Linked DNA regions of Homo sapiens: region 2 is linked to region 1. A link is an interaction called in ENCODE POLR2A ChIA-PET data of the cell type or tissue named here. Cell type or tissue: HepG2. All regions are shown on one strand. Each heading gives the region's core, and the rest is flanking DNA. Links, peaks and the distances in the headings are about the cores only. Region 1 overlaps KDM4C (lysine demethylase 4C). Region 2 overlaps GLDC (glycine decarboxylase).

The links. Peaks named below come from ENCODE experiments on the same cell type or tissue, not always from the same donor. Only the 100,000 strongest peaks of a DNase experiment are listed, where the experiment ranks them.
Region 2: POLR2A ChIA-PET joins it to region 1 with 6 read pairs; 2 of 35 experiments call an interaction of 5 or more read pairs at or near these places.

What each region holds. Positions count from the first base shown.
Region 1 is chr9:6,771,949-6,787,470 of GRCh38, forward strand. The region is part of intron 1 of KDM4C (lysine demethylase 4C); the gene reads left to right. Among named protein-coding and RNA genes, the nearest start is that of KDM4C, 22 kb to the left of the region's middle. RefSeq lists enhancers at 1-179, 3,266-3,858, 4,451-5,042, 5,043-5,634, 5,372-5,531. In HepG2, for the core only: no CTCF peak of the experiment used is centred there; DNase peaks (open chromatin) are centred at 7,623, 8,123 and 9,693.
Region 2 is chr9:6,577,884-6,592,616 of GRCh38, forward strand. GLDC (glycine decarboxylase) reads right to left here. Exons shown (of 25, transcript NM_000170.3): 11 at 14,260-14,340; 12 at 11,312-11,409; 13 at 10,735-10,819; 14 at 10,518-10,559; 15 at 9,258-9,400. Among named protein-coding and RNA genes, the nearest start is that of GLDC, 60 kb to the right of the region's middle. RefSeq lists an enhancer at 12,926-13,220. In HepG2, for the core only: no CTCF peak of the experiment used is centred there; DNase peaks (open chromatin) are centred at 13,058 and 14,528.

The DNA of each region.
Region 1 (15,522 bases), core at 6,345-10,344:
TCCAGCCCCCCTGAGGGAGACAGTGCAAGCCCAGCAGGCTTTCAGTGTGAACTTAACACTCCTGTGAAATGCAAATTTTGGAAACTGTTGGAATGGCCTTGTTTGGCTGCCTTCTCCCTTTATCAATCCAGTTACATAAAAATAAGGATTTAGAAAGTAAATGAGTTAGGTTTCTAAATTAATATTCGTAGGAGAACAGTCTGTTTTTCTTTTTTTTTTGAGACAGAGTCTCACTCTGTTGCCCAGGCTGGAGTGCAGTGGCGCGATCTCGGCTCACTGCAAGCTCCGCCTCCTGGGTTCAAGCAATTCTGCTGCCTCAGCCTCCTGAGTAGCTGGGATTATAGGTGCCTGCCACCATGCCTGGCTAATTTTTGTATTTTAGTAGAGACGGGGTTTCACCATGTTGGCCAGACTGGTCCTTTTTTTTTTTGAGACGGCGTCTTGCTCTTGTTGCCCAGGCTGGAGTGCAATGGCACGATCTTGGCTCACCGCAACCTCCGCCTCCTGCGTTCAAGCGATTCTCCTGCCTCATCCTCCCAAGTAGGTGGGATTACAGGCATGCACCACCACGCCTGGTTAATTTTGTATTTTTAGTAGAGACAGGGTTTATCCATGTTGGTCAGGCTGGTCTTGAACTCCTGACCTCAAGTGATCTGTCCACCTCGGCCTCCCAAAGTGCTGGGATTACAGGTGTGAGCCACTGCGCCTGGCACAGATTATTTTCTTTGATTTTTTTTCTTTTACTTTTTTTTTTTTTTTTTTGAGATGGAGTTTCGTTCTTTCACCCATGCTGGAGTGAAGTGGCGCCATCTTGGCTCACTGCAGCCTCTGCCCCCCGGATTCAAGCAGTTCTCCTGCCTCAGCCTCCTGAGTAGCTGGGATTACAGGTGCGTGCCACCCCCATGCCTGGCCAATTTTTGTATTTTTAGTAGAGATGGGGTTTCACCATGTTGGCCAGGCTGGTCCCGAACTCTTGACCGCAGGTGATCCACCCACCTCGGCCTCCCCAAGTGCTAGGATTACAGGTGTGAGCCACAGTGCCTGGCTTTTCTTTTTCTTTTTTGTTTTTTTGACAAGGTCTCACTCTGTCACTCAGGCTAGAGTGGAGTGGTGAGATCATGGCTCACTGCAGCCTCGACCTCCCAGACTCAAGTGATCCTCCTGCCTCAGCCTCCTGAGTAACTGGGATTACAGGTGCACACTACTACACCTGGCTAATTTTTTAATTTTATTTGGAGAGACAGGGTCTCCCTATATTGCCCAGCCTTATCTCGAACTCCTGAGCTTAAGCGATCCTCCTGCCTCAGCCTTCCATTGTGCTGGAGTTACAGGCTGTGCCCAGCCACAATGTGCAAATGCTACCATAAATTACCATTTTTTAAAAAACGAAAGCAGATACTTTAGACAAATTATTTATTTAATGCCAGTGTCATTGTTGATGTTATAGTTTATGATTATTTAAAAGTTAAAGGTATTTTACCAAATGAGCTACACTTGATTGTCCATTTAATCTGTCAGTTTAATTTGTATAGGTATTCATAGGCCAGGCGTGGTGGCTCATGCCTGTAATCCCAGCACTTTGGGAGGCTGAGACGGGCAGATCACTTAGGCCAGGAGTTCGAGACCAGCCTGATCAACATGGTGAAATCTTGTTTCGACTAAAAATACAAAAATTAGCTGGGTGTGTTAGCGCACGCTTATAATCCCAGCTGCTCAGGTCGCTGAGGCAGGAGAATTGCTTGAACCCAGGAGACGGAGGTTGCAGTGAGTCAAGATCGCACCATGGCACCCTAGCCTGGGCGACAGAGTGAGACTCTGTCTCAAAAAAAAAAAAAAAAGTATAGGTATTGTAGATGTGTTACTGGTTGTATAATACAGTAAGATTGGGGGAAGAGACCTAGGCAAGTTATTTCCATTTTAAGGGCTTGGATACAAATGCATAACCAAACCCTAGGCATTTATTTTATTTATTTTTATTATTTATTTGTTTATTTATTTTTGAGATGGAGTCTCACTGCAAACTCCGCCTCCCGAGTTCAAGCAATTCTCCTTTCTCAGCCTCTTGAGTAGCTGGGACTACAGGCGCATGCCACTATACCTGGTTAATTTTTGTACTTTTAGTAGAGACGGGGTTTCACCATACTGGTCAGGCTGGTTTCGAACTCCTGACCTCAAGTGATCCACCTGCCTCAGCCTCCCAAAGTGCTGGGATTACAGGTGTGAGCCACCGTGCCTGGCCACCCTAGACATTGAAATTAATGTAACAAAATACAATGAAAAAACAGTCTACAGTCCTCTGTTGGGTTCACAGTCCTTCACCAGGCATGCAGGTTTGTCTTCCTTTAGGTAATATACAAACATATGGAACTGTCAAATTTAAAAACTCAAGAGTAATTGCTTGACATACAGAGGGATTTCTTAAAGAACAGTTTTACGCTGGGCGTGGTGGCTCATGCCTGTAATCCCAGCACTTTGGGAGGCCGAGGTGTGCGAATCACTTGAGCCCAGAAGTTTGAGACCAGGCTGGGCAAAATGGCGAGACCCTGTCTCTACTAAAAATACAAAAATTAGCCAGGTGTGGTGGCACACACCCGTAATCCCAGCTACTTGGGAGGCTGAAGCAGGAGAATCACTTGAACCTGGGAGGTGGAGATTGCAGTAAGCTGAGACTGTGCTACCGCACTCCAGCATGGGTGACAGAGTGTTTAAAAAAAAAATTTTAACATAGCATTAAAATATTTTCTTGCAGATATTTATAGAAATATATTACCTATATTGATTGTTTCATCTTAAAAAAGGTTTTATATGATACTTGGGGCATGCAAAAGACATGGTATAGTTCTATGAATTCACCCAGATATCACTGTATGTTTCTCTTCTATCTCATCCATCTTCTCTCCTTGGCAACCATGTCCTGATTTTTGTGTTCCATATGCCCTTGCTTTAAAAAAATGGATTTGTCTTTTATGCATTTATCCTTAAAGAGTAGATTAAATTTGATTTCAGATTTGTGAAAATGGACTTACGCTTTGGTTAGTTTAAGGCTTTCTGAGATTCATCCATATTTATTTTCTTTTTTTGAGATGGAGTCTCTCTCTGTTGCCCAGGTCAGAGTGCAAGTGCAGTGGCACAATCTTGTCTCACTGCAACCTCTGCCTCCTGGACTCCAGCAAGTCTTCTGTCTCAGCCTCCCGAGTAGCTGGGATTACAGGCATATGCCACTATACCCAGCGAATTTTTGTATTTTTAGTAGAGATGGGGTTTCACCATGTTGGCCAGGCTGGTCTTGAACTCCTCACCTCAAGTGATCAGCCTGCCTCGGCCTCCCAAAGTGCTGGGATTACAGACGTGAGCCATCCTGCTTGGTGATTCATCCATATTCCTGGGAGTAGCTATGATTTGTTAATTTTCACTGCTGTGTAGTTCCATCGGGTGAATATATTGTGATTCATTTCCTTATTTTCTTGTAGATTGATTTTTGAGTTTTCAGTTTTTAGTTCTTATGAAAATGCTGTAATGAACATTATTGTACATGTCTATTGTTGAACTTACGCTAGAATTTCTTGAGGCCCTAGCAAATGGTTTTTTTTTGAGATGGAGTTTCGTTCTTATTGCCCAGGCTGGAGCGCAGTGGCACAATCTCGGCTCACTGCAACCTCCACCACGCAGGTTCAAGCAATTCTTCTGCCTCAGCCTCCGGAGTAGCTGGGATTACAGACATTGGCCACCACGCCTGGCTAATTTTGCATTTTTAGTAGAGACGGGGTTTCTCCATGTTGGTCAGGCTGGTCTCGAACTCCTGACCTCAGGTGATCCGCCTGCCTCGGCCTCCCAAAGTGTTGGGATTACAGCATGAGCCACTGCGCCCAGCGACAAATGGTTTTTAAACAGTTGCACTGCTGATGTTTTGGTGCTTGGTAATTCCTTGTTGTGGGGACTTTTTTATGTTTAACAGCATCTACCCATTAGATGCAACTTGAACTCTTCCTCTTGTGACAAAAATGTCTCCAGGCATTGCCAATGTCTCAAGGATACAAAATCACCCCTGGTTGAGAACCATTGTTACTTTTGATACATGAACAATTAAAAATTATTTTTGTGCGTTCCGTATATCCCATAGAAGGATAACACACCTTTCTCTTTTTTATTTTTAGAGATGGAGGCCTCACTGTGTCTCCTGGTCTAGAATGTAGTGGTGCGATCGTAGCTCACTGAAGCCTTGAACTCCTGGGCTCTGGGTATTCTCCTGCCTCAGCCTTTTGGGTAGCTGGAACTACAGGCTTTACAGGTGTATGCCACCATGCCCCGCTCAACACATCTTTCTTTCCTTTTTTGAGATGGAGTCTCGCGCTGTTGCCAGGCTGGAGTGCAGTGGCACGATCTCGGCTTACTGCAACCTCTGCCTCCCGGGTTCAAGTGATTCCTGCCTCAGCCTCCCGAGAAGCTGGGAATACGGGCCAATGCCATCACGACCAGCTAATTTTTTGTATTTTTAGTAGAGACAGAGTTTCCACCATGTTGGCCAGGATGGTCTTGATCTCTTGACCTCCCAAAGTGCTGGGATTACAGGCGTGAGCCACTGTGCCCAGCCTCAACACATCTTTCTTTGGCTCAAGTCCCATTTATCTTCAAGGCCTGTCTCAAACCCACTTTTTTTTTTTTTTTTTTTTTTTAAGTTGGAGTTTTGCTCTTTTTGACCAGGCTGGAGTGCAATGGCGCTATCTCAGCTCACTGCAACCTCCACCTCCTGGGTTCAAGCGATTCTTGTCTCAGCCTCCGAGTGGCTGGGATTATAGGCACATACCACCACGCCCGGGTAATTTTTGTGTTATTTTTAGTAGAGACAGGGTTTCACCATCTTGGCCAGTGGGTCTCAAACTCCTGACCTCATGATCCACCCGCCTCGGCCTCCCAAAGTGCTGGGATTACAGGCGTGAGCCCGCGTGCTGGGCCTCAATCCCACCTTTTAAAGGCTTCTCCTACTGTGCCCATTTGTAGTCTTATCTTTTCCCCAGGAATTCCTATAGCACTTAGGTTTGTATATTGAGTTTGACCCTTAAGTTTTTATTGTCTTGTATTGTCAACTTTTCCAGGATTCCTCACCCTTCTGTATTTTCATCCCCTACCCCCAAGTAAGGAAACAACAGATTTTCACTTACTCTGTAGTCAGTTGTCTAATCTGTATTGCTGTTGTTGATTTCCTTTGGATTTTGGTCAATTTAGGCAGCTATCTGGGAAGAATTCTTTTTATTAATATTATACTTTTGGTGTTTTCATCTACAGCAGGGTGGAAGCAGACCTTAAGCACCCAAAGCTCTCTACTCCTTTCTGCCACTTACGTTCTCAGCAAAACCTCAGTAACTGCTAGGTTTTATCTTTTCAAAGCTGCTTTTGAGTGAGTTTGTTAACCTCTTGATGTTCATGTTAAGTACTTAAATGTTAGCTGCCCCAGCTGTTAAGTCATGCAAAGAGTCTTCCTTCAGCTTCAGCTGGGCACATCTCCGGGGCTGTGGGAGGACTTTTAGAATGACAATGTGATCTGCCTCATTTTATCTTTTCTGTAGTGAGTGTAGCTCTTTCAGTAGTGAATGCCTGTGTTTTACATTTTTGAGATTGTTCCCTTTACCTGTCTAAGACAAGAAAGTTGTTATATCTGTTCTCCTTATTGCCCCCAGGTCCTTGAAGTTAAAATTTTTTTTTTGAGACTTAGTCTTGCTCTGTCGCCCAGTCTGGAGTGCAGTGGCGCGATCTTGGTTCACCGCAACCTCCACCTGCTTCCACCATGTTTGGCTAATCAAATGTAACATTCTTAACAAGCCATCCTCTAGATTTAAAATGGTTTGTAATTGGAAACTGAAATGGTTTCCAACTGCAAGCCATAAAAACTTGAAATTCTTCAGTTTGATAGTCAGGATAACTAGTCCCATCATTCCATCATTTTTCTTCAAAACATACAGGTTTTCAGGCCTTTTTTTTTTTTTTTCTCCCCATAAAGACAGGATCTCACTCTTTCCCAGCCTGGAGTGCAGTGGCAAAATCATAGCTCACTGCAGCCTTGAACTCTTGGACTCAGGGAATCGTCCTGCCTCAGCCTCCTGAGTGGCTGGGACTACAGGCATGCCACCATGCTTGCCTAATTTTTTCTTTTTTTTTTTTTTTGAGACAGAGTCTTGCTCTGTCACCAAGGCTGGAGTGCAGTGGCATGATCTCGTCTTACTGCAACCTCTGCCTCCTGGGTTCAAGCAATTCTCCTGCCTCAACCTTCTGAGTAGCTAGGATTACAGGCACCTGCCACCACCCCTGGCTAATTTTTGTATTTTTAGTAGAGACAGGGTTTCACCATGTTGGCCAGGCTGGTCTTGAACTCCTGACCTTAGGTGATCCTCCCGCTTGGGCCTCCCAAAGTCCTGGGATTATGGGCATGAGCCACCCCACCATTCCTGGGTTTCAGGCCTTTGTAGCTAAATAACTTATTCACTCAAGTGACAGCTCTCTGCTTCCACAGCTAAATACAAAAGTTTATCAGATTTTTCCAAGGCCCGGTGCGGTAGCTCACGCCTGTAATCCCAGCACTTTGGGAGGCTAAGCTGGGAGGATCACCTAAGGTCAGGAGTTTGAGACCAGCCTGACCAACATGGTGAAACCCCGCCTCTACTAAAAATACAAAAATTAGCGGGGCGTGGTGGCACATGCCTGTAATCCCAGCTACTTGGGAGGCTGAGGCAGGAGAATCTCTTGAACCCAGGAAGCGGAGGTTGCAGTGAGCTGGGATCATGCCACTACACTCCAGCCTGGGTAACAGAGCAAGACTCTGTGTCACAGTGTTACATTTGTGAGATTCGTCTATCTAGGTGGAGATTTGGTGCCTTTTTTTTTTTTTTTTAATTATGAGAAGGAGTCTCATGTTCGCCCAGACTGGAGTGCAAGTGGCCTGGCTAATTTTTTGTATTTTTAGTAGAGACAGGATTTCACCATGTTGGCCAAGCTGGTCTTTAACTCCTGACCTCAGGTGATCCACCCACCTTGACCTTCCAAAGTGCTGGGATTACAGGCCTGAGCTACCTCACCAGGCCTGATTAAAGTCTTTTTTTTTTTTTTGAGATGGAGTCTCGCTCTGTCGCCCAGGCTGGAGTGCAGTGGCGTGATCTTGGCTCACTGCAAGCTCCACCTTCCGGGTTCAAGCCATTCTCCTGCCTCAGCCTCCCGAGTAGCTGGGACTACAGGTGCCCGCCACCATGCCTGGCAAATTCTTTGTATTTTTAGTAGAGATGGGGTTTCACCGTGGTCTCGATCTCTTGACCTCGTGATCTGCCCACCTCGGCCTCCCAGAGTGCTGGGATTACAGGCGTGAGCCACCGTGCCTGGCTGATTAAAGTCTTTTAATATGAAAAGACTTAGATTCAGAACTGAGCAGGGTAAGGAGAGAGTGGAAACCTGTAAGGCATTCTTGCTGGAGTAGATCTAGCAGAAGTAGCTTGGGTCTGAAGAAATAGTTCTGGCACGATTCCTGACCCCTAGATCATAACTAATTTGGTGTGTTCGTGAAACAAACAGGTTCCACAGCAACTTCCTGCTCCCCAGATCTCAGTCAAGGTGCTATGAACTTGGACCCTGATCTTCTGTTTGTAGTAGCAGTGGCAGTTCCCTTGACAGCTCCTGCTGCAGCAGTGTTCTGGGAGACATCCCTGGGGATTGAGCTGAGAGTCTGCTCTTGCAACCTTCAACAGTGCTCTAACACCAGTCAATATCAAATCCCTTTCTGCTTAAGTTAACCAGAGCAGTGTCTATGGGTAATTGAATCATGACTGATGCTATTATCAAATATAAACTGATGACAATGGCAAGTGGGAAACCTGCTGTTTTACAAATACCAGATGTGCATCACATGGAGGTTTATTCACTCCTATTTGCGTTTTGATAATAATCCTTTCTAATAATTGGTTCATTGGTGTAATCTTTATGAAATTAACCTGAGTGGCTCAAAATTCATTTTGTAGCACTGAATGCAATTACTAATTGAGCTATTTAAGCAAACTAGCCAGCCACCTACAGCTACTTAATCTTACTGGCCTACTATAGTAGCTCTGACTCACCCTTATCTTAACCAGATAAGGGATACCATACATTCTCTCTAAAGAACACCACTGACCTCACACACAGGGCTAAGTAGGCTATGCCTATTGTTAATATATCCAAATACCAGTTGAATACTCAGCAGGTCAACAGTATTTCCCATCCAGTTTATGCCAGCTGTGTAAGTATGAGATATAATTAAAAATTATGTAAATAGATTAGCTGTGAATACAGCGGTGTTATTGTTTCTACCAAATTTAAGTTGAATCCTTTGGAAAGCACCATTAAAGATGAGGTAATTTATTTTTAATCTCAAACGAGGTGTGGGAATTATAACAGTAAAAAGTTAAGAGATCGGGAATTTGTAAACATCTGCAAGGATTCTGGCTCATATTGCTTCTCAAGTATCCTAATTCTCATACTGTTATTAAAAACAAACCCACAAAAAAACGAAAGAGAAATTGGCCAGGTGCTGTGGCTCACACCTGTAATCCCAGCACTTTGGGAAGCCAAGGCAGGCAGATCTCTTCGAGCTCAAGAGTCCAGGACCAGCCTGGAAACATGGCAAAACCTTGTCTCTACAAAAAATACGAAAATTAGCCGGGTGTGATACTGTCCACCTGTAATCCCAGCTACTTGGGAAGGCCGAGGCAGGAGAATTGCTTGAACCAGGGAGGTAGAGGTTGCAGTGAGCCGAGATTCCGCCATTGTACTCCAGCCTGGGCAACAAGAGTGAAACTCCCTCTCAAAAAAAAAAAAAAAAAAAAAAAAAAGCGACTTTAATCATATTTGGAATGTCTCATATAATGTAGATTTCAGCTCTCCAGAATGCAGTCTCTTGAAGGTGCAGATTCTTCAGGCATTGAGCTCATGATTTCATTATGCCTATGATGATTCAGTCTTGGCTTTTTGGTCCCTTCATCTTTCTTGGGGCCTTGCATTCTCTTGATTCTACTTTTCTCTGCTGATCTCTTTCCTTCTCTCATTTTCTGTTTATGCATATAGCAGACAGTAGCTGCTGTAGCCCCTCATGGCATTGTCTCTGCTCTCTAGTTCTGAGTCCCGGGGAAGTGATTGTGCCAGGCTAGTCAATTGTAGTCTGTAGGAGTGGCTGCCTGAATTTACCCCTGTAGGCTGGGAAGCTTCTTTGGGGCAGGGGATTTTTCTGAATGGTCTTATTACAAGGGCCAAGGTATAGTTGATTCTCATTATTTGCAGTAGTTATGTTCTATAAAGTCATCATGAACAATGAACTAGTAAATACTGAAATGTTGCTCCTAGTGGAAGTACAAGTTTAGGTTCCTGTCACCCTCTGGTCAGAACATTTTCATCAACTGATCAATACATAATCTTGTTTTTTGTGTTTTTTTTTTAAAGACACTGTATTTAAAATATAATTGTTGATTTATTAACATTAAATTTGTTGCCAACAGCACTGTAACTCATGACTGAACCAACCTTATGTAACATGAATTTTTGTCATAAGCCATATAGCTATAGCCATAAACCATGGTATTCTTGTACTTAGAAACACAAGACAGCACTTCAGCATTATGCTTGGGAGCCATTTTAAGCAGCTAAATCACCAACAGACAGTGTAAAAGTGCAAAAATCATGGCACTAAATAGACCATAGAATGGACACTTGTTTGCATTATGAGAGCTGAAACAAGAAAGCCTTTGTTTGGCCTCAGCTGGGAATGTGTGCATTGGGCAATTCAAATTTTTCATTGCGCTATGCGTGTCTGTGAATGACCATACAAATGGTGATACAAATACTGATTTTGGGGTTATAAATAATTTTTTTTTTTTTTTTTGAGACAGAACCTCACTCTTGTGCCCAGGCTGGCTGGAGTGCAGTGGCATTATCTCGGCTCACCTGCAGTCTCAGCCTCCTGGGTTCAGGCTATTCTCCTGCCTCAGCCTCCTCAGTAGCTGGGATTACGGGTGCCTGCCACCATGCCCGGCTAATTTTTGTGCTTTTAGTAGAGACAGGGTTTCACCATGTTGGCCCGGCTGGTCTCGAACTCCTGACCTCAGGTGATCTGTCCACCTCGGTCTCCCAAGTGCTGGGATTACAGGTGTGAGCCACCATGCCTGGCCTGGTTATAAATTTTAGTGAGTAGGTAAATTTGTAGATACGGAATCTGTGAATAATGAAGATTGATGACGTGTGTGGAGTGCCGAGAGCATTTAAAAAGGACGTTGTCAGTTGGTGGGGAGTGTTGCCCAAAAAGCTTCATAAGGGAGTCAACGTGTAAGATAAAGTTGAAAGATGAGTTTTGCCAGATAGGCACCACTGAGGATAGGAGAAGCAAATAGCAAAGCAGTTATGAGTAGAATCTCAGATTAGGCTCATTTCCCATCTTCTGCTCCTACTAACTTGGGACCTTGAGCAAGCATTTTATTCTCTGTCATTAGTGAAATAGGGATATTCATGGTCCCTCTCTCAATGGAGTTCTTATGAGATTTAATTAAGAGAATGAACATTAATGCACTTAACAGATGTCTTGCTCACAGAAGGTATTCGTAACGGCGTACACGTGACACATATGTCTATATATAGCACAGCAAAGGAGGGAAATGGCTTCACTCCTTTGGGAACATCGAGTGGTTTAAAGTGAAGCAAAGGTTTCAAGTGGGCAAAAGGGGTCTTTGAGGAGGGAGGGGAAAGGCAGGAGCTAGATTCATGGCTCCATACTGGAACGATATTGAGCTATTGAAGGGTTTAAAAGAGGGATAGCATCATCAGTTTTGTGTCTAGAAAGTTTGCTTTATGTTTATATAGATGTATGGAAGAGAATTGACGGTGGTGAACTAAAGGTGGGAAAATCAGCAAAGACTCTTGGGGTGGTTGAAGAAAAGAACGACAGAAGTCACTCGGGATAGTAATAGTTGGTATGGAGACTAGAGAATGGATGTGAAAGATGCTCAGGATGTTGAATTGACTACAAAGGTCACCACTTAGAAGTGGAGAGTAAGAGAGGGTAGGCTTGGGAAGGCTCTTGGGATTCTGATGTTGGCCGTGCAGTAGAGGATGGGCTTGGTGTGTAGGAGATGCTTTCACTTTTCACTTCTTTCTCCACCTTTACCCTGGTAAAAGGTAGCTCCCACTGTTCTTGTTCTAAAGGGTTTTGTGGTCCTCTCTGCTTCCCTTTATTGCAGCACCTGACCTGTGGTATAATAACCGCCTGTGTACTTGTTCTTTCCTGCACTTGTAAGCTCTTTGAGGATTAGCTGTGGTCAGTGCTGGCCACAAAGAGGCAAGCTAAACTGTGGATGGATTGAATGAATAAGGACCAAGACTGGGATAGAGAAGCAGATTTTGGAGGACAGATTCGTTTTTATCCTTGTTAAGTTTTAGATTCATTATTGTCTCTATACAGCTTTATACTCATCTTCAAATGACTGTGCCTAGCAGACTGGACTGAGATTCATGAGAGAGAGGCCCATGTAGCATTTTTCCGAGGTGTATTGGGAAGGACAGTTGAGGCCAGCATGGATGAAATCTCCCATAGTGTCTGTGTTTGGTGGAAAGGGAAGATAACTGCAGAAAGAGACTTGCAGCATACCAATAGTGGAGGGGTTCGCTGAGGAATAGGGGCATGGAAAGGAGTTCCAGAGAGTGCAGTGACCATCAGAGAGTGAGGAGGGGCTAGTTGCCCACCACCCACAAAAGCTGTGCCTGGAGAGGCTTTTCTGGTTTCAGAGGCTGCAGAAGGGTTGGTAAGAGGACTAAAAACAACATATTGATTGTAGCAATTAAAAAGTTACTGGCAACTTTTTCTGGAGTGATTTCAATCCATTGGTGGAGGCAGACATCAGATTGCAGATGAAGATTTGAGTCAGGAGGTGAACTGACAAAGAAACCCCGTTCTCTGTTGGGGTTTGTCTGTGAGAGGCTGGGGAGAGAAGGCTGTAGCTTGGGTGAGTCTAGGAGGGGACATGACATACAGGAAGCCTTTGAAAGTTATATGGGAGAAATTTGAGCATCTGTAGGCAGTGAGGAAGAAGCTCATGGAAGATATTTAATTTGAATGTTTTTTTTTTCTTTCTTTCAAAGCCAGCATGCAGATGTTACTATAGCCTGGCAATATGCTAAATTCTTACATTTAGTGGCTTACTGGATCCCCATCACAATGCAGTTGGTTAGGTAATGTTACCCCATTTTACTGATGGGGAAGCAGAGGCCTCATTTAAGTAACTTTCCTGAGGTCACACAGCTACTAAGTGGAGGAGGCATGTGGGAGGGATTAAAATCCAGTTATTGTTCCTGGTCCTGAGGAGAAAATAAAAATCCAGTTAGGTCTGTTATGTCCTGCCTCAGCCTCCCAAGTAGCTGGGACTACGGGTACATGCCACCATGCCTGGCTAATTTTTTTTGTATTATTAGTAGAGACAGGGTTTCACCATGTTGGCCAGGCTCGTTGTGAACTCCTGACCTCCAGTGGTCCACCCACCTTGGCCTCCCAAAGTGGTGAGATTACAGGTGTGAGCCACCACACTCGGCCCACTGTATTCTTTATAGCAAAAGAAAAGAGGAAAAAAAAATCCTTTTGGTCTAGGATCCAAGGCACTCTGTTCCAGAACTATCTCCTTGAGTCTGCTCTTCCATTCCTACCCCTGGCCTCAGCAGGCAGGTGGAACAAGATGGAGTGGTGATCGGAATGGGATGAAACGGATGAAATAAAAGCTGCTTGGACTTGTGAGAGAGAAATGAGTCCTGGCTTAGGCAAAAATGGTCAGGAGGCTCAGGGAGTTTCTTTGCTGTGTTGCTTTCTAAGCTGGGGCCCAGGCCTGGGGGGCCCTTTCAAGCCCTCTTGTGGTTCAATAACTGGGTAGATGTGCTAACGATTAATGGAGAGTTGTGGAGGTGGCCTGCGACTTCCCTTTTCCTCCCCAGTTTAGAACCATTTGAGAAGGATGAAGTTAGATGAAAAGTCAGAGTATTAGGAGCTTTGCTGTTGATAAAGCTAAGATTGGAGAACGTGGTCCTCTTCTCCTTTCCCTCCAGTCTGGCCCTTCATGCCTGTATTAGTTACCTAGGGCTAATGTAACTAATTATCACAAACTGGGATGGTTTAAAACAAGAGACGTCTATCCTGTCACAGTTCTGGAGGCTAAAGGCCAAAATCAAGGTGTTGGCAGGACCGTGTTTTCTCTGAAGGATTTAGGCAGGAATCTGCTTACAGCCTTTGTTGTAGTTTCTTGTGTTTGCCAGGAGTCCTTGGCATTCCTTGGCTTGCAGCTGCATGACTCTAGTCCCTGCCTCCATCTTCACATGGCACTCTTTCCTGTGTCTGTCTCTTCTCCTCTTCCTCTTTTTTTTTTTTTGAGATGGAGTCTCACTCTGTCACACAGGCTGGAGTGCAGTGGTGCGATCTTGGCTCACTGCAAACTCTGCCTCCCGGGTTCAAGCGATTCTTCTGCCTCAGCCTCCCCAGTAGCTGGGATTACAGGCACCCGCCACCATGCCTGGCTAATTTTTTTGTATTTTTAGTAGAGACAGGGTTTTGCCGTATTGGCCAGGCTGGTCTTGAACTCCTGACCTGGTGATCTGCCCACCTTGGCCTCCCAAAGTGCTGGGATTACAGGCATGAGCCACTGCGCCTGGCTTCTTCTCTTCCTAAAAGGACACCAGTCATAGTGGATCAGGGCCGACCCTAATCAAATATGACCTCATGTTAACTTGATTACATTTGCAAAAACTTTATTTCCAAATAAGGCCACATTCACAGGTGTTGGGGGTTAGGTTTCAGCGTGTCTTTTGGGGGGACACAAGTCAATCCCTAACAATGCCCAGCCAAAGCAGTGTGCAGAGCAGAAGCTTGCTTGGCTCCTGTGAGGCCACACCCAGTGTGCTGAGTGTTGGGATTGAAAGGCCAGACTCCATCACCTCAGGTAGGGCCCAGAATCCTTCTTTTTCTAGCCAGAGACATAGTCTGCTAACTGTGAGTGCTTAGGTTCCTAGAGGGCTGTGTTTTAAAGTAGATACTGAACTGTTCTCTTCAGAGGCAGCAGTGCACATCAGTTCTGTGGCAGGCTTTGTTGGAGAAACTAATACACAATGAGAGCTGTCAGTTTTTACTCCTCCCACAGAAGTTGTTTAAGAGAATACAAGTCAGAAACACAGGTGTAGACAGGGAAGGAAGGCAATGTTGGATAGAGTATTACATTTGGCCGGAAAGCATCAGACTTGGTTTCTTTTTTATTACCAAATAAAGACACGTTCTCATTAGAACAAGGAGAGTAGATGTTTGTCCTTTATCATAATGTAAAAATTTTCAGAAACAAACATGGGTTGTTATATGAGTTAGTGCTGGACTTTATTCAATGGAAAGGTCTTTAGCTTATTAAAAAAATTCTTAGGGTACTTGCTATAAATATCGTTTTTGCTGTAGGTGGTCTCAGAAACATTGAAGACCAGCTCTGTGGAAGCAAGATAACAGTTGCCTTCAGAGATAGTATTGTCATTCACTTTGTGGACTCAGTCAAAAGAAGGGTAGCATTTAAAAAAATGATTATCACCTTCAGCTAAAAATCATAGTGGTGCTTGTTTTAAGATATACCTATTTTCCTGTGACTTGGAAACATTACTGGAAGAACATTTTAAACTTCTGTTTCTTCTTGGTTCAGAAAAATAAAGGTAAAAGAGAAACAAGAGGGACTGGGGATTTAATTGTAGCATGATTAAGTTTAGTAATGATAAATATAGATTAGGAAGAACTCAAGGAACAGAACATTTATTAATATAAATACCTTTTAAATGTAATGAATGTAAGTAGGCACCTCCCAGAAAAAGAAATGCAAATGGCTATGTGTGTTCAAAAATGATCACTGTCACTAAGAATCAAATAAATGAAACTTAACCATACTTTTTTGCCCATCATATTGGCAAAGATCTGGGTGGTGTAGTGAAAGTTAACTTTTTAGATTATTTAACATATTTAAAATTTTATGATTATCCTATATTAACTTCCAAGATTGAAAAAGGTCTAAAACCTAAGCTATCTAGGTCTTTAATCTATGTATCTGATTTGTAGGTAGAAATAGTTTTGTGTAATCAAGGGAGTAGTGATGCTAGAAACTGGCAGAGTATATTTCCTAGACCAGTTAGCAAACTAGGTCAAGGTCTAGGTTTAATTCTAGTAGCCACTAATTTGCTGCATGTCTTAACAATTTCTGTGCCTCAATTTCTTGTCAGAGCCATTTTTCATTTGTTTGTTTTTTGAGACGGAGTCTTTATCTGTTGCCCAGGCTAGAGTGCAGTGGCACCGTCTTGGCTCACTGCAACCTCCGCCCCCGGGGTTCAAGTGAGTCTTGTGCCTCAGCCTCCCTAGTAGCTCGGATCACAGGCACGCACCACCACACCTGGCTAATTTTTGTATTTTTAGTAGAGACAGGGTTTTGCCATGTTGGCCAGGCTGGTCTCAAATTCCTGACCTCAGGT
Region 2 (14,733 bases), core at 10,629-14,628, 190 kb before region 1:
CTGTTGTTTTAGGGTGGAAGATTAAGTTGGTTTAAGATCTTTCTTCTTTTTTCTTTTTTAAAACAGGGTCAACCAGGCTGGAGTGCAGCGGCACCATCACAGTTCACTGCAGCCTCAACCTCCTGGGCTCAAGCAATCCTCTGGCCTCGGCCTCTCGAGTAGCTGGGACTACAGAAACACGCCACTGTGCCCAGCTACTTTTTTAATTTTTTGTAGAGACTAAGTCTCACTATCTGGTCCAGGCTTCTTTTTTTTTCGAGACAGGATCTTGCTCTGTCACAGGCTGGGGTGCAATGGTGTGAACATGGCTCACTGCAGCCTAGACCTCTGGGTGTAAGTGATCCTCCCACTTCAGCCTCCCAAGCAGCTGGGACCACAGATGCATGCCACCACACCTGGCTAATTTTTTAATTTGTACAAAGAGGGTCCCACTATGTTGCCGAGGCTGGTCTTGAACTCCTGAGCTCAAGTGATCCTCCCACCTCAGACTCCCAAAGTGTTGGGATTACAAGCATGAATCATGGCACCCAGCTCTTTCTTCTTTTTTAATGTAGTTATTTACAGCTATAAACTTTCCTGTTAGCACTGTTTTAGCTACAGCCCGTGATGTTTGATATGCGGTATCTTCATTTTAATTAGTTGGAAAGTACTTCCTCTCTTTTTTTCTTCTCTTAGAAACAGAGTCTCACTCTGTTGTCTAGGCTGGAGTGCAGTGGCGTGATCATGGCTCACTGCAGCCTCAACCTCCTGGACTCAAGTGATCCTCCCACCTCAGCCCCCAAAGTAGCTGGGACCACAGGTGCTTGCCACCATGCTAGGCTAATTTTTTTGGAGAGATGAGGTCTTGCTATGTTGCCCAGGCTAGTCTTGAACTCCTGGGATCAAGTGATCCTCCTGCCTCAGCCTCCCAAAGTACTGCAATTACAAGCATGAGCTACTGCACCTGGCTTCAAAGTACTTTCCAGTTCTCCTTGTGATTCCTCTTTGTTCCACTGGTTATTTATAAGGGTGTTATTTAATTTCCACATATTTGTGAATTTTGCTCATCTTTCTGTTATTTCTAGTTTCACTCCATGTGATCAGCCTCTGTTAATCTGTTTTCAACATGCCCTTATGTTCCTAAATGTTTGTTAAGAAATCATTTATTTCTCTATGTTTTTAAATTTGTTGACACAGGGTAGCATATACTATTCCTTTATAATTCTTTGGATCTTATCTATATCTGGGTATGTTCTTTCTCATTTCTTATTTGTATATATATATTTTTTCCTTAGGCAAGAAAAGAGTTAACTGATTTCACTGGATCTTTCAAATAATCAGTTTTTGTATTTATTAATCCTTGTGACTATTTTATCTTCTAGGTCATTCATTCTAGCTTTTATCTTTAATCATTTCATTTTTTACCATCATTTTGGTTATACAATTTTTTTTCACTTCCTCAGATGAATATTAATTAACTCTTCCATGTTCTCATCCCCAAATGCTGAATCTTCTGAATCTGTCTTCTGAGTTCCTTAACTTTTCCCTCACAGCCTTAATCTGTATATTTTGGGTTTTTGTTTTGGAATATTTCCTCCAAGTACCTTTCCAAGTCACTAATTTTGTTTTCAAGAGTATCCCATCCTGATTATTTATTTGATAATTTTATTATTTTTTTTGTAGATGGGGTCTTACTATGTCACCCAGGCTGTTCTCAAACTCCTGGCCTTACGTGATCCTCCTATCTCAGCCTCCCAAAGTGCTGGGACTGTGAGCCACCGTGCCCAGTCCTGATTGTTTAAAATTGAAACTCATGGTTTTAGTTGCAGAATGTCCTTTTTACTTAATACTGAATGTCAGCCAGCTCTGAGATCGAAGTTGTATTGCTATAACTAGCTGACTTTGCCTCACGCCAGTGCCTATAACGCTGGCTGCCCGGGCAACCTGTTCTGAGCACTCTCCCTGTGCTTCCTCTCTGTTGCTGGGTCCAGTGAAGTGTGCAACTAAAATTTTCCCTTTGCTGGCTACGGCTCCATTCACCCTTAGGGCTGAGTTCAGGTTGCTGCAACATCTTCAGCAGCAGAACCAGTCTGCAAGCTGTCAGTCCTCTGTTGGGGGCAGTGGGAGCATCACTGGGAGAATCTCCTCATCTACAAAGGCTAGAATCCACACAGTCTCAGAACTACGGAAGACCTGGCCCCACTCTTCATTTCCCCTGAAGCACCCTGAAGGCCAGAGAGACCTTCGACCCAGGAACATTCCTTCAGACAACTGCCTTTCGTCTCAGGGTTTGTGGATCTCCATAAGCCAAGTTCTCTTCAGGCCCCAAAGAACTCTTACCCTCACCCTAGGGCTCCTTGACTCTTGCAGGCTCTCTGCTTCTATAATTGCAGGACCAGCCCACACTGGGCCTGTTCTGTTGATAACAAAATGTTGAGTTACCTTATAACAGAGTCCACAGTTGCAAGTCATGTAGTCTGGGAATGTGCAATAGAAAAAGCTTTGACTTCTAACGACACCCAGAACCAGGGATTCCGCCCCTCGGAACCAACAAGGCTGGAAGAGAACCAGACCCTGCATGCCAGAACTTCTTCAGAAGTGAGGGGTCTACTGATCCGGAAGATGTAGGGCTCAGCATACCTTACCGTAAGCTGTCAAATCTGAAGCCCTCTAATTAGACCTTGCCAAGCCAGCATTCCCAAATCCCTTCCCCTGCCTTCTGATCCCTTAAAACTTGCCCCAGATCCCAAATAGAGGAGAGAAATTTCAGCTGACTCTTGTCTCCTTGCGGGCTGGTTTTGCAATAAATAAAGCCCTTCTTTTCTCAAAAGCTGGTGCCATAGTTATTGGCTTCTGTGCACATCAGGCAGCAAGCCCATCTGCTCCATAACACTTCCTGATCCTACCTGCCTATCAGTCCCCTTCTCCATTCAGGACCCACTCAGGCTGCCATCTTCCCCTGAAAGGCACTGGCATCTCTTCTTCCTTAATCTAGTTATATAATACTTATTATCCATTTGCCAAAGGCCATGCCTACTATAGGCAACCTGTAGCAGACAGGATCATTGTGCTGCTCACAGGTCTTTGTTTCATCCTGAAGCTTACTTCCAGCTTCTGTGGACAGCTCCGACATAAAATGACCGTATATGAACTCAAGCATCTCTGCCTCTCCACCTGAGGGTGTTCTCTGCCAGGCACGTTCTTGGTTGAAAGACAGCCCATAACTATCAAGCCTCAAGTATTGAGGGGTTAAGGCCCCCGGGGTGAAGCCTTCAACAAATGAAGAACAAGTGTTGCTAACTCCAGCTTCTCAGTCCTTCCCGGGCAACGAAGGAGCAGTTGGTAAATACTCTGGCTTCCTCAGCTCTTCACTGGGACAAATCGGAGGCATGTTCCATCCAGTCTCCCTCAGTGCCCCCAATGGGACTGATCTCTAGGATCCCATACAGTGATGGTGATAACCTGGTCACTAATACAACCTTTTCCAGCTTTCCTCACTTCCCTGTCTCACCTCTGTACTTCTCCACTGTGCTTTCCGGGATCAGCAACCACATAAACTTCTTGTACTGAAGTTCCTGTTTCAGGGTCTGATTTTGGGAAACCCCAAATAAGACACAAGCATACCAGAGGCATAGTGGCGTCTCTGACAGACAGTTACCAGCATTCAGGGCCAACTGGTATCTGGGTCAATAACATAGCATTTCCAGTGCAAAGGCCTCCTCTCCAGTCAGGGTCTATGTCGCTCTCATGGGTCAGGTCAAGGCAGATAATACAGAATATAAATCTAAATTGCACCATGGTAGATCATGAATAGTAGGAATGAAAAAGTTAATGTAAATAAAAATGGACTAAGAGTGGATAAAGGTTAGACTATCCAGGTTGACCAAAAGCTAATATTTACCAGAGAAGGCCACAGACATTATGCTAGATAAGGTGCAAATCCTTTATATTTATTGTATATTTAGAGTTGCCTTTGTGCATCAAAAAACACTGTAAACAGTGAAAAGGAAATTCATGGAATGATAGGTAATGTTTGCAAATCATATATCTGATAAGGAATTAGAACATATAGGCTGGGCGTGGTGTTCCCGCCTGTAACCCCAGCACCTTGGGAGGCTGAGGCAGGAGGATCACCTGAGATCAGGAGTTTGAGACCAGCCTGGCCAACATAGTGAAACCCGATCTCCACTAAAAATACAAAAACTAGTCAGGTGTGGTAGCGGGCACCTGTAATCCCAGCTACTTGGGAGGCCAAGGCAGGATAATTGCTTCAACCTGAGAGGCGGAGGTTGCAGTGAGCCAAGATTGCTCCACTGCACTCCAACTTGGGCGACAGAGCAAGACTTCGTCTCAAAAAAAAAAAAAAAAAAAAAAAGCCGGGCATGGTGTCTCACGCCTGTAACCCCAGCACTTTGGGAGGCCGAGGTGGGCAGATCACCTGAGGTCAGGAGTTTGAGACCAGCTTGGCCAACACGGCGAAACCCTGTCTCTACTAAAAATACAAAAAAATTTGCCGGCCACGGGGGCAGGCACCTGTAATCCCAGCTACTCGGGAGGCTGAGGCATGAGAATTACTTGAACCTGGGAGGTGGAGGCTGCAGTGAGCCGAGATGGCGCCACTGCGCTCCAGGCTGGACAACAGAGCAGGGCTCCATCTCAAAAAAAAAAGATATAAAGAACTGCTGGGCCGGGCGCGGTGGCTCACGCCTGTAATCCCAGCACTTTGAGAGGCCGAGGCGGGTGGATCACGAGGTCAGGAGATCGAGACCATCCTGGCTAACACGGTGAAACCCTGTCTCTACTAAAAATACAAAAAATTAGCCGGGTGTGGTGGCATGCGCCTGTAGTCCCAGCTACTCGGGAGGGTGAGGCAGGAGAATGGCGTGAACCCGGGAGGCGATCGTTGCAGTGAGCCGATATCGCGCCACTGCACTCCAGTCTGGGCGACAGAGCGAGACCTCGTCTCAAAAAAAAAAAAAAAGAACTGCTATAACTCAACAACAAATCTCCCAAGAAACCCAATTAAAAAATGGGCAAAGGACTTGAATACACGTTTCTCCAAAGAAGATGTACAAATGCATGGTAAGCATATGAAAAGATGCTCAACATTGCTAATCATTGGGGAAATGTCCATCAAAACCACAGTGAGATACCACTTCACACCTACCAGAATTGCTATTACTTGAGGAAACAGAAAATAACAAATGTTGGTGGGGGACGTGGAGAAATCAGAACCCTTGTGCACTGCTGGTGGGAATGTTAAATGGTGCAACCCCTGCAGAAGACAGTACGGCGATTCCTCAAAAAATTAAACATAAAATTACCCTATATCCAAAAACTCCACTTCTGAATATATACCAAAATAAAAACTGAAAGCAGGGACTCAACTAGATACTTGTACATCAATGTAAAGTGGCATTATTCACTATAGCCGAAAGGATGGAACAACTCAAGTGTCCCTCAATTGATGAAGGGATAAACAAAATGTGCTATATATATGCAATGAAATATTCCACCTTAAAAGGAAGTAGGCCAGGCGCAGGAGATCATGCTTGTAATCCCAGGACTTTGGGAGGCCAAGGCAGGAGGATCACTTCAGGTCAGGAGTTCCAGACCAGCCTGGGCAATGTAGTGAGACTCCTGTCTCTACAAAAACTTTTAAAAATCGCCAGGCATAGTGATGCGTGCCAGTAGTCCCAGCTAAGCGGGAGGCTGAAGCAGGAAGATCACTTGAGCCTGGGAGGCCAAGGTTGCAGTGAGCCAAGATCCTGCTACTGCACTCCAGCCTGAGCAAAAGAATGAGACCCTGTCTGAAAAAAAGAAAAAAGGAAGTAAATTCTGACACATGCCACAACATTGATGAACCTTGAAGACATTATGCTAAGTGAAATAAGCCAGACACAAAAGGACAAATATTGTATGATCCACTTATACGAGGTTCCTAAAGTAGTCAAATTCATGGAGCCAGAAAGTAGAATGGAGGCCGCCAGGGGCCAGGGAAAAAGGGAAAGAGGAACCGAAGAGTTACTGTTTAACAGGTCCTGAGCTTGAATTTGAGAAAATCAAAAAGCTCTCAGACGGATAATGGTGATGGCTGTACAACAGTGTGAATATACTTAATGCCTCTGAACTGTACACTTAAAAATACGTAAAGCAGTAAATTTTGTGTTATGTATATTTTACCACAATAAAAAATACTTTAGAGTTGTGAAATACTACTAAGGCTACTTCCTAAAAATTATGCTATGGTTATATCTGAAATATCATACAATAATGAAAGGGAAAGGAAACATTCAGATTCAAAACTTTTTGTGACTACAGAACTCTACAGACACATTGACTGACTCTAATTAGTCAGGTATAAATGAAATTACCAGGAAATGGTTCCTTGATGACACCTGTGACTGCACCTGCTATTTTGAGTATAACATCAGTGGCTGACATGGTATTCGAAATTCTCCCTCTGTGCAGAGTTGTCAAGAAACCTGTGTTTCTTCTTACAAAAAATGTGACGTGCATATAGGTCCCCTAGATTTCACTGGACTCTAGCCAGCAGTAAATCATGACAAATTAGCCAATATGTAAGCCCTGTTGTAGACACAGAATAATTATAAGACAAGAAATGTGTCACCCACTTGTGCAGAGATTAGCACAAATAAGCCAAAATAGGATTGAAACAAGGTTAAAAAAATCACTTATATATGGAATATGTGGTGTATCCCTTCCTTTTTTCTGCGAATTAAGACATCAAATTGCTTTACTCACCAGAAGCATGGCCCTTGTACTTTCTCAACAAAGAATAAGGCATTTTCTCATCTGTCACAGCAGCTTCTGCTCATGACCAGAAACATCCTTCATTCCTTTATCTAAGCCTAAACATTGTGCAAAGCCCCTGCCATGCTCAAATCAGCTCTTGGAAATGGATGGTATAGCTGGGAATCTCAGGAACTGGAGAAGACATCATTGCCAGGAACGACATCATGATGAAGATCTCTTACCCTCTGCAAGATTGGGATAGGGTGTGGAGTCTCACTGTCCATCATATGAATGAGAAAAATTAGGACAAAGAAAGAACACCAGGTATGTAGGGAAAAACAGCGGAGAAATGTCTAAGACACTGGTTCTCAACCTTGGCTGCAGTTGGAATCATGTAGGGAACTTTAAAGAAATACTCACGCCTGGGTCCCTTCCCTCACCCCAGTCATTCTCCATTGAGATTATGATTCAATCTGGGATTGTGATGTGGGCATCAGGGATGTTATAAAGTCACCATGGGATCTAATTCCTAGCCAAGGCTGTAAACCACTGCTTTAAGAAGACAAATTTCCTGATTCTTAGGTCAGTCTTCTGGGATCCTGGCTGGGATCACAATTTACTGCAAGAGCTAATAACCAGAATTAAAATAGTCTTGAAAAATCACTCTCCAATATGACAGTGAAAATGTGATTATATTCCGTCACTAGAGGGCGAAATTTCTTAATTTTCAACATTTAATAACTATCATAGACTCAAGGTTCAGAATTCACTGAGGTTTGTCTCTTAAAACAAAACAAAAATAAGTAATGAAGTTCTAAAGAAGGTATACTAAAGCTTGACTTTCATGCTATCAGCTCCTACCTATTTATGAAGTGAGACTTTAAGACGCAATTGAGAGCACTGTATCCTTTCATTGCCACATACCCTCTTCCCAAAGGGTTTGTATTTTATAGGGTGTATTGTTTTTACAAAGTAAATGGCTTTGCTGTGTAGTCTATGTTACAAAACAGAAGGTAGGGCATCTTGAAACAGAAATTTTGCATTACTAACCAGCTCCCAGAGGGGTCAACTCTGAGGCTGCTGGTAGAGAACTATACTTTGAGCAGCAGGAGGTGAAGAACCTAGGGGCAGATACCATAACTCATTTTCTAAAGATATTCTAAAATGTAAACTCACATACCGATAACATGATTCCTGCCCATCTATCATTCATCTATGTATGTATGTATGTATGTATGTATGTATGTATGTATCTATCTATCTATCTATCTATCATCTGTCCATCGGTCCATCTGTCATCTATCATCATGAAGGCAGAGAGACCACAAATCCAGGGGATTCCAAATTGACTGTGTATTAGAATCACTTGGTCTTGTCTTAAAAATAAAGATTCTAGGCCAGGCGTGGTGGCTCACACCTGTAATCCCAACACTTTGGGAGGCCGAGCCAGGCGGATCACCTGAGGTCAGGAGTTAGAGACCAGCCTGACCAACATGGAGAAACCCCATCTCTACTAAAAATACAAAATTAGCCAGGTGTGGTAGCACATGCCTGTAATCCCAGCTACTCGGGAGGCTGAGGCAGGAGAATCTCTTGAATGCAGGAGGCAGAGGTTGCGGTGAGCCGAGATCACGCCATTGCACTCCAGCCTGGGCAACAAGAGCAAAACTCCATCTAAAAAAACAAATAAATAAATAAAAATAAAAATAAAGAGTCTTAGTCTCACCCCCTGGAGGTTATGATCAGTGCGTCTGGAGCGGGGCCCGGAGTTTGTATTTTTAACAAGTGCTCAGGAGATTTTGCTGGAGGCTGTTGCTTTTGAAAATCACTGTTCTTCTTCAAAGTCTTTCCTTTACAAAGAAATTGAGGCTGGAAGAGGAGAAGGGACCTTTCAAAGTTAGTGACATTACCAAAGCAGGATCCAGGTTCTCCTGGCCCTGCTAAACTGAGACACTTGTTGGAATTCAGCATGTGTGCTTGATCCTTCTTCTTATGCTGTGTCACTGACAGGTGTAGTAAGCTAGCTTCCAAAGACAGTCCGCAATGAACGACATCTACCAAAATTCACACCCAGGTGTTGTCCCCTCCCCGATTCAATCTGGGCTCGCCTCGTGACTTGCTTTAATAGATAGACTAATCTGGAAGGGATGCAGTGTAACTTAGGAGGTTCGGCCATTAGAGATTTGCAGCTTCTCCATGCTTCATCTGGGAACACGCATTCTGAACCCCGACATTGTGCTGTAAGGAACAAGGAAGCTCAAGGAACTACAAGGAAAGCCCCATATGGAGAAAAACTATGGCCCTAGTGAACATCCTCAAATGCACTCCCAGCCCACAGCTCCTCACCAGCTATGTGAGGGAGAACACGATGCACCTTCTAGCCATGCTCTCCCCAGTGGAGTGGAACTGTCTAGCAAGTCACAGAATAACACAAAAAAGTTGTTGTTCTAAGCCTTTAAGTTTTGTGGTGTATGCTATACAAGAATAGATTGCTGAAACAATAAGAAAAGAAATGCCCTTACCTGTTTGGCTGGAAACAGACCTGGTCATAACCTGTGAGTTCACACAAATCCTTCTCAAGCTCTCGGAAAAGCTGCTGATATCCTTGAGCTTGATCCAGAGGCACAAAGGGGTGGATGTTTGCAAATTCTTTCCATGTGATAGGCTGAAAAGAAAGAAAACAAAAATGCATATATACATATTATAATAGCAATAGCAATAATAACTTTAATAATAATGACGATGATGAGAAAAGCTATGTGCCAGGCACTGTTCTAAGCGCTATACATATGTTAATTTATTTAAGTTCCACCACAACCTTATAAGGTAAGTACCGTTACTGTCTTCATTTAAAAGTGGGACATAGTTGTCCAAAAAGGGAACTTACACAAAAATACAATGTTTTGCTAACTTTTCAGGGAAGAAAAGCCCCCAAAACAGATTTCTTTCCATGAAACACAATGAGTTGCTTCAGGTATGGTTGGCATAAACTCTTATATAGCAATAGATTGTTCTCTTTCTTCACTAAGTGGAACAAGAAACAAACACAAAAGTAAATGGGAAGGCCAGGTACAGTGGTTCACACCTATAATTCCAGAACTCTGGGAGGCTGAGGTGGGAGGACTGCTTGAGGCCAGGAGTCTGAGATCAGACTGGCAAACACAGCAAGACCTTGACTCTATTTTTTAAAAAAATAGAGAGGGAAATATTCTTATCATGATATAAAATGATTTCTTTCGTCTGATATGATATGTCACTTCAGAATAAACGTAAGAAATGAAAGAAAGAAAAAAAAAGCTTCGCTAAAATGGATCCTGGCCTAGTAGAGATACTTGCCAACCACAACAGCGAGTTGCACAAATCTTCTGTTGACTTGAATCCCTATCTTTCTGATACAGGAATGATTTCTAGAAAGACGGCTTAAGGTTCGTAATTCTACCTGAGATTTAGAACTATAAACAATTTTTTTTAAAAAAGCTTTTAATATGACAGGTTTAAAAGGGGGTGGGGGTGGGGGAGGGATAGGATAGAAAGGCATAAATACCATATACATTTAATTAATTTTATTAAAAAATAATAAGTTTACCCATACATTTAAATGATGAAGTCGTGAGAAATACAGGGTTACTCCCAAGATTGGTGAATAGCAAGGTAAAGAATTATTAAAATAGTTCTTCAATCACAGAATCACAGTCCCAGTAGATTTCACTAGTTCTGGGCTTAGGTGGAAGCTAGAACACTGCCCCTTGCTGAGTATCCACTTACAGAAGTGAGCTACTTACTGCGAGTTCAGACGAACTGTTCAGTTTCATGGTGCAGGATCCCTTTAAGAAGAACATCCAAAATGTATCACATTAGTGATTTTCTATAGTCCATCAATCAACCCTCCATTCTCCCAGCATGGCCACCCCTTTGTTGCTCTTGGAGCATATTAGGTAGGACCAAGAGACGTGGGATTGGGGTAGCTTGGAAATGAGAAAAAAGGCCACAAATAACTACCAGTGGAATCATGCTGTGAACAAGGGAAATGTCTTTATTTTCCAGTTTCTTCATGTACCGGACAATGTTTGTTTCAGAGTGGTAGCTGTGAACACAAAACACAGAATTAGGGGCCCCAAAAGTAGATATGAGTCCATGCACATCCTCCTGACATATAAGACACACCGAAATCTACTTTCAAAATGCAGATCAATTTTGGCCACGGACAATATGTCAACTACACTCAGAGAGAAGGGCACAGACCCCCACAAACCTCAGAGGATGTCTTGGACAAGAAGCTGACTGTGGGTATGAGTTGAAGGTTGGGAAGAAGAGGATATAGGGCTCTTGGGAGTGAACTTCAGCCTGGCAATTATTCATCCCTGCTTCCTGACTGCCAAGGGAGCAGAGCCACCAGGAAACAAAGTGTGCTTTTCCCAAGTCAGGAACGGGATCGTTATGAGGATGAAATACTTGGGAGCCACGGCTGAGCCAGAATAACCAGGCCACAGCAGGCGAAATCAGCAGCAGCACTCTGCCTAACTCCCTAGCTGATTACCAAAGCACAAAACGCAGAAGTCACACAAGACACACAAACCTGTTGAACACTTGATGGGTGAGGAACGGGCTGGTCCTCTTGAACACAGACCCTGGAATACCTCTGCACTCCTCTCCCATGCTTTCAGCAACCAGTTCCTGAAGGAGAAACACAGAGATGATAGGGCCAGAACTGTGCCTGGAGCCACATGTGGACATCCAGGCTTCTGGGTGGCTGGGCCACAAAGCACTCAAAATGGATCAAATATATAATTTTACTTATTTATTTATTTATTTATTTATTTAATATTTTTGGAGGCAGGGTCTTTCTCTAGCACCCAGGCTAGAGTGCAGTGGCACGATCTCAACTCACTGTAGCCTTGGCCCTACTGGGCTCAATCCTCCTACCTCAGTCTCCTGAGTAGCTGGGGCTACAGGTGCATGCCACCACACCTGGCTGATTTTTGTATTTTTCTAGAGACGATGTTTCACCATGCCGCCCAGGCTGGTCACAAACTCCTGGGCTCAAGCAATCTGCCTGCCTTGGCTTCCCAAAGTGCTGGGATTACAGTCATGGGCCACTGAGCCTGGCCAAAGATGTAAATTTAAAAGCTAAAACTACTAAAACTTAGAAGAAAATAGGCCAGGCGCGGTGGCTCACACCTGTAATCCCAGCACTTTGGGAGGCCGAGGTGGGTGGATCACAAGGTCAGGAGATCGAGGCCATCCTGGCTCACATGGTGAAACCCCGTCTCTACTAAAAAATACAAAATTAGCCGGTCGTGTTGGCGGGTGCCTGTAGTCGCAGCTACTCGGGAGGCTGAGGCAGGAGAATGGCGTGAACCTGGGAGGTGGAGTTTGCAGTGAGCTGAGATCATGCCACTGCACGCCACCCTGGGCGACAGAGCAAGACTCCATCTTAAAAAAAAAAAAGAAAATATAGGGGCTAATCTGCATAACCTTGGATCTGGCAATGGTTTCTTAAATGTGACACCAAAGGAATAAACAATAAACATATATAAAAATTAGATAAATTAAATTTCTATAAAATTTGAAATGTGTGTGCATCAAAGAACATTATCAAGAAAGTTAAGAGACTGACTACCCACAGAATGGAAGAAAATATATGTAAGTCATATATCTGATAAGGATTTAATATCCAGAATATATAATCAATACATGGCTTGATCCTCATTCCTTGCCAGGCTAATAATATGACTAATACAGATTTAATACTTGTCCCCTCCAGATCTCAGGGTGAAATGTGATCCCCAGTGTTGAAGATGGGCTTGGCGCTGTCTTCACAGTAATGAGTGAGTTCTCACTCTACTAGTTCCCATGAGAACTGATGAGAAGTGATTGTTAAAAAGAGCCTGGCACCTCCCTCCTCTCTCTCTCTTCCTTTTTCTTTTGCCATGTGATGCCTGCTCCTCTTCCCCTTCCTTCATGAGAGGAAGTTTCCTGAAACCCTCACCAGAAGCAAACGCTTCTTGCACAGCACAGCCTGCAGAAACATGAGCCAAATAAAGCTATTTTATTTATAAATTATTTAGCCTCAGGTACTCCAATGCAAATGAACTAAAATAATGGCCCTCTTGACCCCTTAGTGATGCTCCAGAAACATTTCTCAAATGCATGAACCAAATATCTGTGATTAAATTTAGTGCAGAGTTCTACAGAGAAGGAGCTAACTCAGTCCTGTTTAATTGAGGTTTAAAAGAGAACACTGTGATGCTTCTTTGATCATTTATGAATGTTATCTGGTATAACCCTTTGAAGTCCTCTCTCAAAGAGGGCACAGATAAGCAAGACAGCACCACTCAGCACTCTGGAAGGTATTTCTACTTCCTTTCATCTATCCATTTAACAAATATTTACTTAGTGATTAATACACACCAGGCAGTGTAGGCTGTTGTGATTAACACCTTGCCACAGGTCTAGGTAGCTACTGTCGGCTCTCTTTCACTCTCATCCCATGGAATGGTAACTTTTCTCTTGCTTTCCCCCACTACTTCATTATTTTAGAAAGCAACTCATTACACTGAACTGCTTATAGCTTTCATGTACTCCCTCTCCCAGCCTTTGTGACTGCTTTCTCCAGTGTCTAGAACACTCGGACCCATCTTCCTTTCCCTCTTGTGCCATCTTGGTCTAGATAACTCCTGCTTATCTTCTTGGTAAGGAGCTCATCCTGTGAGCTCCCAGAACATCTTCACACATCAGTCACCTGGATTCTAATCTTAAGCTTGTTTATCTGAATCCCTAATAAACTGTAAGCACCAGGAGGACAAGAAGCATGTCTAATTCACCACTGTGTCTTCAGGGCCTAGCATAGCACCTGACACATATTGGGTCCTCAATAAATATGTATTAAATGAATATCATAATTTTCCAATGAATGACATAACCAAGATACAAATGTCTTGCATCTTTGTAGTAGAGGCAGTTTCTTTCTTTTTTCTTTTTTTGAGATGGAGTTTTGCTCTTGCTGCCCAGGCTAGAGTGCAATGGCGCAATCTCAGCTCACTGCAACCGCCGCCTCCTGGGTTGAAGCAATTCTCCCACCTCAGCCTCCTGAGTAACTGGGATTACAGGTATGTGCCACCATGCCTGGCTAATTTTGTATTTTTAGTGGAGACGGGGTTTCTCCATGTTGGTCAGGCTGGTCTTGAACTCCTGACCTCAGGTGATCTGCCCCCCCGCCCCCCTGACCTCCCAAAGTGCTGGGATTACAGGCATGAGCCACCATCCCCAGCCTAGAGGCACTTTCAATGAAACACCATTAACAATCTTTCCAACTAGCCTGGGTGCATAATACTGGCTGGAGCCCTACAGCAGTGACCTCCAGCTGTCAGCAGTGACTAGCAAGGGATAGTCAGTGGAATAATTTTAACAACAAGCTACCAGTGTCACACTTGGGCCCCTTCTCCCTCACACTCAGGGGATAAGCTACTTTTGCTACCACCTCCAATAGTTATGATGAGGAACGCATGTTTTTATTTTACTTACTGCAGATGACTCACAACCAAAGATCCACAACAAATCGTCCAGATCTTTTTCATTGACTGTTTCATCAAGAGAAATACCAAGCTACAGAAACACAAACAAAATGGAAAACATCAACTCTAAACTCCACATCACTGGAGGAATCCCAAGAGAGGTCAAAGGGGAGACAGTGCTAAACAAAATCCCATCATTCCAAAATATCAGGGTACAATTATCTCCACGCTAAGGCTTAGAGGAAGGTGGCTAGACCAGTCCCAGGTTTCACAAGGCTTCGAGTTTTGCCAGCCACCTCTGAACTCTAACATTCCATGGCTGCAGGACACTCCTTTTGAAGCTAGACATGCTTATCTTTTTCTTCCCTTAACCCACTTATCAGATATTGAGGAGATTTTCTTCCCTTAACCTGTATATCAGTTATCAGAGCCTTTATCTTAAAGTCAGTCATACTGTGAAGAGAGGAGTATTATGAACAAAATA